Regions from separate parts of the Mus musculus genome. Here regions 1 and 2 are each linked to region 3. The links are chromatin loops, found by intact Hi-C in ENCODE. Cell type or tissue: left cerebral cortex. All regions are shown on one strand.

What was found. Peaks named below come from ENCODE experiments on the same cell type or tissue, not always from the same donor. Only the 100,000 strongest peaks of a DNase experiment are listed, where the experiment ranks them.
Region 1: a loop joins it to region 3, with 4 times the contacts of the local background. A loop is called at or near these places in 3 of 42 quality-filtered maps.
Region 2: it touches region 3 in a loop (6-fold over the local background); 12 of 42 quality-filtered maps call a loop at or near these places.

What each region holds. Positions count from the first base shown.
Region 1 is chr1:120,170,757-120,173,256 of GRCm38, forward strand. 3110009E18Rik (RIKEN cDNA 3110009E18 gene) reads left to right here. Exons shown (of 6, transcript NM_028439.2): 5 at 645-726. Among named protein-coding and RNA genes, the nearest start is that of 3110009E18Rik, 51 kb to the left of the region's middle. In left cerebral cortex, a CTCF peak has its summit at 1,219 (motif pointing right); a DNase peak (open chromatin) is centred at 1,216.
Region 2 is chr1:120,195,978-120,198,477 of GRCm38, forward strand. No RefSeq gene overlaps it. Among named protein-coding and RNA genes, the nearest start is that of Steap3, 62 kb to the right of the region's middle. In left cerebral cortex, a CTCF peak has its summit at 1,377 (motif pointing right); a DNase peak (open chromatin) is centred at 1,404.
Region 3 is chr1:120,336,614-120,339,113 of GRCm38, forward strand. No RefSeq gene overlaps it. Among named protein-coding and RNA genes, the nearest start is that of C1ql2, 2.7 kb to the right of the region's middle. In left cerebral cortex, a CTCF peak has its summit at 1,549 (motif pointing left); a DNase peak (open chromatin) is centred at 1,540.

The sequences.
Region 1 (2,500 bases), 170 kb before region 3:
GCATTGTATGTCCATGTTCATAGGTGTGTGTGTATATGCTGGGCTCCTGTATATATGCATGCATAGGTAGGCCAGAAGTTGATGTTGGGTGACGTCCTCTATCACTGTCCACCTTACTTTTAAAAATATCTGTGTGTTTGTTATTTGCACATGCACACACGTATATATATATATATATATATATATATATATATATATATATATACACACACATGAGTGTTTAGGGGTGTGCCTACAGAGTCCAGAAGAGAGCATTTGATCCATTTGAGCTGGAGTTACATGTGAGCTGCTTGACATTGGTGTTAGGATCTAAAGTCCAGTCTTCATTATAGAGAAGCAAGCGCTAACCTCCGAGCTGTCTCTTCAGTCCCATTCACCGTCCTTTTTGAGACAGGGTCTCTCACTTACCCTGTTTGACCCTGCTTGCTGTTTGATTAGGCTGACTGGCCAGTGAGCTCCAGGGAATCCTCCTATCTCCATCTCCCCAGCACTGGTGTTACATAGCACGGGGTTCTGAACTCAGGTCCTCATCCCTGCAGAGCAAATACTCCCCTGGATGAACTGTTTCCCTAGCCCCGTACAAGTGACACCCTCAGGATGTCTTGAGCAAGCGTACTGATCAAATGGGGATTCTTTCTCTTTAGACAAATGAGCTTGTGTTGGGTTTGGAGGACGACGACACACTCCTGCTAAAGGAAGACAGAACACTGAAGGACTCAGGAGTAGGTGAGAAGGGCTGAGTGGGGGAGAATCCTGGGCTTCCTGGCCCGTGTGCTAGGCCTCCTGGCTGATAGCATCTCTGCAAAGTAAATGCCCTGTGCTGAGAACGCTGTGTGTGGTGATCATTTGACCAAGGGCACTGGCATTTGCTCTGCATATGTGCAGAATGCAAATAGTCCTTTTCAGGTTTGCCCGGCACTCTGGCGAGGGTCATTTTAAATGATTGACAGGTTGTTAGCACAGTAACTGCGGACCGCTAACAGCACTGTTGGAGAGAAATGGACCTAGTGGAACTAATGTAGAATAATGAAATGAGATGTTGTTTGCACAACACTCAGCATAACTTCTAATAATCACTCAAGACTCTCGGGGCCAGCCAAGCTGTGGAATTTAAACTATATGCCTGGTGTGTACAGTGGGAAAATCACCCGATTTAGCCTTTCAACCTAGAATGTGTGTTCAGTTCTCTTTGAAAGAAGTGCTGTGTGACTCCTGGCCATTAGATGTCACTGTTAGTCTACTTCTGCCTTCACTAATCTGGTGTATGTGAGTGTGAGCAGTTCTGAGTATCAGGTACATGCATTCTGGGACGCACCTCTGAGGTAGCAGTGCACACTCCCTGAGTCCCCACATACAGTATGTGGGAGACATGGACTGTGAGGGCTACACTGGGAAGCTGTTCAGTTTGGTCAGGAATTCACCTCTTTCCAATGAAATAGAATTTAAAATAATTGGTTAAGGGGCTGGGGAGATGTCTCTATAGGTAGCAAAGCTTGCCGTGCAAGCTGGAGGACCTGGGTTTGAACCCCAGGACCCTGTAAAAAAGCTGGGTGTGGCCATGTGTGCACTTGTGACCACAGTAGTGTAGGAGGTGGAGTTAGGAGGGTCCCTAGGGCTCACTGGCTGCCAGCCCAGCTCAGGTTCACTGAGTCTCAAGGGATAATGTGGCACGCTGACAACTGATGCCCATTTTTGGCCTCTGCACACAGACCCTTGTATCTGCATGGGCATTTGTACACACACACACACACACACACACACACACACACGCTCCCTTTAATAAATAAATGGCAGGTTCTGAAGTCATAAACTTGATCTCTCTGTTAAGTCTATGCCATTTACTACAATTAGTAACTGTTTGTGTTATAAATACTGAAGATTTATTATTATTTGAAATTAAAAATCATTTTTCTATCGCTGTGAATTGGGCACGGGAATTGTAATCTCTGGTGCTTGTATCGTTTTCTGTAACTTCATCCAGGATCTCGTTCCCTAGAAGTCAAATCCAGTTTGAGACTATTTCTAACGGCTTCTTTCTGGGTGTGGTGGGCATGCCTTTAATCCTGGCATTTGGGAGGCTAAGGCTGGAGGACCATGGATTTCAAACCAGCCTGGGTTGCATAACAAGTACTAGACCAGCCTAGACTACTGCCAAGAGCCTTCTATAAATGAATAAATAATAAATTAATGTTTCTGCTTTTTGGAAAAAGTCATCCATTAAATAGGTATTGAATGTTGAATTTCTGTCAGTGAGATATGTTTTTAACTTGACACTTTGTGTATCAAATGCTGCCTTTCTAGCAGGTGGCACTTCTCTGACTGAGACTTCTAGAAACCAGAGGAAACCTGGCTTGCTTTAAAATCTGAAGTTCAAATGAATGTTATAGACTGGGATTGATGCGAGACTGGATGAGTAGCCCAATGAAAAGCAATGCATTGCAAAACCCAATGCAAACTGGAAAAGACTACAAGAAAATAAAGCTAACATCTCGCAAATAAC
Region 2 (2,500 bases), 140 kb before region 3:
CAGCCCGAAGAGCCAGCACCCACCACCACTAACCGAGAGGTCTGACCTTGGTGGGGCAGAAGCCTCAGTCTTCTACTCCATTCAAGCAGGATGTCTGCGCTGACCTCAGATTGCCTCTGGGCTCAGGGGAAACGACCGAGCCAAGTGTGCAGCACACATAATGTGATTCTGGCACATCCATGCTTCATTAACAACATTCATCTCACTGCACCCCAGTGTGCACACTGTTGCTGGGGAGATGGTGCATTTGGTAGGGGACTTGTCATGCAAGCATGAAAACCTGGGTTCTCAGCTGTAGCAGCCACATTAAAAAAAAAAAAGCTGAACATGGTGGTGTGTGTCTATAATCCCACACAAAGGTTCCTGCAGCTCACTGGCCAGCCAGTCTGGCCAAACCGGGGAACTCTGGGTTCAGTGAAAGAAAGACACTGTTTCAGAGCAAGATGGAAGGTCTGGAGAGACAGCTCTACAGTTAGGAGCAGGTACTGCTCTCCCAGAGGATGTGAGCCTGGTTTCCATCACCTGTGGTAGATGGCTCACAAGTGCCTGAAACTCTAGTTTCAAGGGACTTGGCACTCTCTTCTGGCCTCTAAGGGTACCTATGTCCCCATGCACATATCTAAACAATTACAAAAAGTAAGTCTTTCAAAAAGAAAGAAGATCAGGTAGAGAGTGATTGAGAAAGACACGTGATATTGACCTCTGTCCTCCCTACAAGAATGTGCACTCTCATGCACACATTCACACACATATGAACACTACACACACACACACACACACACACACACAATCTGTAGATGCTGAACACAATGTTATATTCCACACACGCAGGCACTCATGATGCTGGGACTTCCAGTGAGGTAGGCACCTCTATCACCCTGCTTGCCAGTGTCTGCCAGTCAAACTCAGCTCCGCAATGGCCCAGATGTTCTCAGAGCCCTGGAAGGACTCTGGTTTTCCAGGAATCCCTTGCCTTTCTGTCTCCTTTTCTGGACACATTATACCTGGATGCAGGTGATCCAGAGCACATAACCTGATATCTACCTTTTCTGACTGCTTTGTTTTCCACTTAGGAACAGTAGACTCCTTCAAACAGCAGAGCAATGGACACTTCCTCTGTTCTCTGGGCAAACCTTGCTTCAAGTTCAGCTATAGAACAAATGGTTACAGAGAGAGGCCAAATGTGGTTTCTGGGTAGAATAGTCTTGCAAGGTCAGCTTTTGCAGTTTGAATTTTCTAGATCCGCAGCTCAGGACCAGCTGTTGGCTGCCCCAATACGGATCAGTGGTATCCTCCAGTGATACCTTCCCGGACTTTTAGCTCACATTCCTTACAGAGGCCAGGCAGCAGTTGGTGCCTGTCTGCTCTATGTCAGCCACCAGGTGGCAGCAGAGTCTGCCAAGGACCGGAAGCTGTGGGCACAACCAGTGAGTCATCTATTCATCACCTAGAGTGGGTGGTTGGCCCACCGGAGGGTGGCTGGCCTTGGAGTTCTTTAGCTCAAAGTCAAATCCTTTAGCTTGTAACTGTAGTGGCCCTTGCCAGTGCTCAGAAGTGGTGGCAGGATGGCTAGTGTCTAACCTTTGATTTAATTTAAAAGTCAGGACCTGATTATTCTAAAGTCATAGCACAACTTCTATATTGTGTCTCTGTTATTGCTGGTATGTGTGTGTGTGTGTGTGTGTGTGTGTGTGCATTCATATGTGTTTGTGTGTGTGTGTATTCATATGTGTGTGTGTGCATATTTGTGTGCAAGTGTGTGCAGATGTGTGTGTGAGTCTGTGGAGGGGGTAGAAGTTGACATGAGGTACCTTTTGGGACAGTCTCTCTCTGAACCTGGTGTTCACTGATTGGCTAGACTCACTGACCAGGATGCTCTGTTATCTGCCGACCTCTACCCCATTCCTGTACTGGGGTTGCAGGTGTGCACCACTATACCTGACTTCACATAGGTGCTGGGATCCCACCTGACCCCTCATAGGAGTACAGCAAGCACTTGCCCACTGAGCCATCCTCTCCAGCCCCCATCTTGCTGACTTCTAGAGTGTGAAGGATGAGCTAACATTTTTTACAGAATGCCCTGATTATCTGCTGAGGATCATATTTCAAAACTGAAGGCTGAAGGGGTGAGCGAGTTCTCAAAGCTCCCCAGCCCGATGCCTCCTGGTATTCGCAGCTGTGCATGTCCATTGTTTGGGCCTGTGAGGTTCCAAAGTAAACCGCTTCCATATGCAATGGCAGGATAACCCCTGCCCAGCAGGGCATCTGGGAGCTGCCCTCTTGTACCCAGGTGTCAGAGCTTTGTAGGCACAGGGACACCTGTGGCACGAACATGAGAATTAGTCTGAAGAAGGGGACACCCCCTGTTTTCTTCCTGAAGGCTGAATGGTTTTAAATACTAAGGGGCCCTGCAGCTGACTCAGCAAACCCCGTGCTTGTCTTTCACTTACTTTAACAACTAAGAAACTCCACACTTAGGAGGTGTATTAGAACCAAGAAC
Region 3 (2,500 bases):
GCTTTCCAACCCGTGTTGTGAGTGAGTGTGTGTGTGTGTGTGTGTGTGTGTGTGTGTGTGTGTGTAGACCAAGAGCTATCATCCTTGGGTAACATTCCTCAGGAACCTATGACCTTGTTTTATGGGACAGACTCTCTCAATGGCTGGAGTAATAGCAATCCCCTCACTCACAGCTGAGTTCAAAGGCGCGAGAGATGGCCTCAGGCTTCCCAGTTCCCTTCAAGGGCACATTCCTAGTGACCTAAATTCACTTCCACCAACTTCCAAACTTTCCACTTCCCTCAATAGTCCCAAATGCTGGCACTGTTTTTCCATCTCTCCCTCCTTCTCCCCTCCCTCCACCCCCACCACAGTCTCCTTCCTTTTTTCTTTCTTTTTTTCCTGTTAATTATTATTACTAATTATTATTTAATCTCCCTTTACAGTCCAGCTGCTATCCCCCTCCCAGTCCACCTCCCTACTGCTCCCCATCCCATACCTCCTCCTCCTCCTCTCTAAGAGGATGTCCCTACCCTCCTCAACCCTACCCCACCAGACCTCCCCACTCCCTGGAGCCTCAAGTCTCTTGAGGGTTAGGTGCATCTTCTCTGAATGAATCCAGACCTGGCACTCCTCTGCTCTCTTGGGCCTCCTGCCAGCTGGTGCATGCTGCCTGGTTGGTGGCTCAGTGTCCGAGAGATCTCAGGGGTCCAGGCTAGTTGAGACTGCTGGTCTTCTTATGGGTTCTCCCTCTTTCTCAGCTTTTTCCAGCCCCCTTTTCTTTCTTCTCTCCCTCCTTCTTTTCTTCTTTCCTTCTTCTCCTTCTCTTCCTTCCTTCCTTCCTTCCTTCCTTCCTTCCTTCCCTCCTTCCTTCCTTCCCTTGCCTCTCTCCTTCCCTCAATTCCTTCCTTCCTTCCTTCCTTCCTTCCTTCCTTCCTTCCTTTCTTCCTTCCTTCCTTCCTTCCCTACAACACCATCTGAATCTATATCCCTGAGACACTTCTATGAGTATCTCAGAGGTATGGGCTCATTCACCTGTGCTGGGAATGGCTGGCTGCTTCCAGCACTCCTGGACCAGGGACTCTTCCCCTCCCATGCAGAGGAATTTCCAGCACACGGGGGGGGGGGGCTCCCTTTTTCTTTTATCCATCTTGCTGCAGTAGATAGGGAAAGAGACAATTCTCCTTTAATCTGCCTCATCCTCTGCCTCCAATTTGACTTCTGGAATTACATACTGGGTTGGTGTGATTCTGAGGGTGAGACTCAGGGCTTTCTTTTCCTCCTTGACCCCATTAACTCAGTTACAATCCCAGACTCTATAGCTGAGTCCAAACTAGGCCTTGCAATTTAAAATTGTGGCTAAATACTTTAATGAAGCTTATAATTAATATTCATGAGAAGACAGTTGCTGAGCATGACCCAGACCCCTTAGAGGACGCAGAGTCACTGGTAAGGAGGAGCTGGCCAGACACTAACTACTGTGCCACACTGCCCGGCCCTGCAATGAGAGGGAAGGTGGAGGATCCAGGTCCCCTTCATTGCCCGCTAGCTTTGCTGCTGCTCTTCTCGCCACCTAGTGGACTCTTGGCTTAAGGAAGCCCGCACCCCCTCCAAATCAAAGGGGTTCCCTAGCAGAGCCGAACCTTGGAAAGGCTACTTTGTGTGTGTTCTATGGCGGTGGGGGGTGGGGTGGGGTGGCAGGGCAGCAGAGCCTACATTCTCTGCTTTGGAAGAGGTAACAGTGTGATTATGATGTTTGAATCTTCTTCATTAACCATAAACCCATCTACACCACCCTGCTTGTTACCCACAAATATCACCCCAGTTGCCACACCCACAACAGCAGAGCAGAGAGCATGTGTCTGTAGGTGGTGATATTAGCTGAGCTTCCACTAGCCTTTCAGTGAATGCACTCATTTATTCTCCCAGGAGCGCTGAGACAGGTTCTTGTCCGAGGTGCGCAACACTCTGCTCAAGGTCACATGGGTTGTAGTACTGGAACCCAACACTGGGCCTCCTACAATTACACATTCTAGGGTTGCTCTGGGCAGACTGGGGAGATCTGAAAACTCAGAAAGCCAGGGTAGACCCTGGACAAGCTCCTCGTACCATCAAAGCCTGTGTTTTCCCATCTATATTAGAGGAGAAAAGGCATGAATGCACAGGACTGTATCTGCAAAGGAAGGGAAGAGAACTCACAAAGCAACCACACAGCCGTTCTTAGCAGGAATATTGTGGAGACCTGTGCTGTGGTGGGACCAGCAAGTGGCCAGCGGTGGGAGCAGAAGCAACCACAGTGAAAAGTGAGACTCCACTGAGCATGGCATCTGATAAACAACCACTCTCTTTAGAGCACAAGCCCCGCCCCGGAAGGTGGCCCAGAAACCAGAGGTGTGGGGTCACTCACTTGTGTAGGTGATAGACAGCACCAGGACATCCAGCCTACCCAGACCAGGGGCTCTTCCCCTCTGAGGTAGGTGCCTTCCCAGCTCCCCGGGGGAGCAGGGGCCCAGTGTGTGTG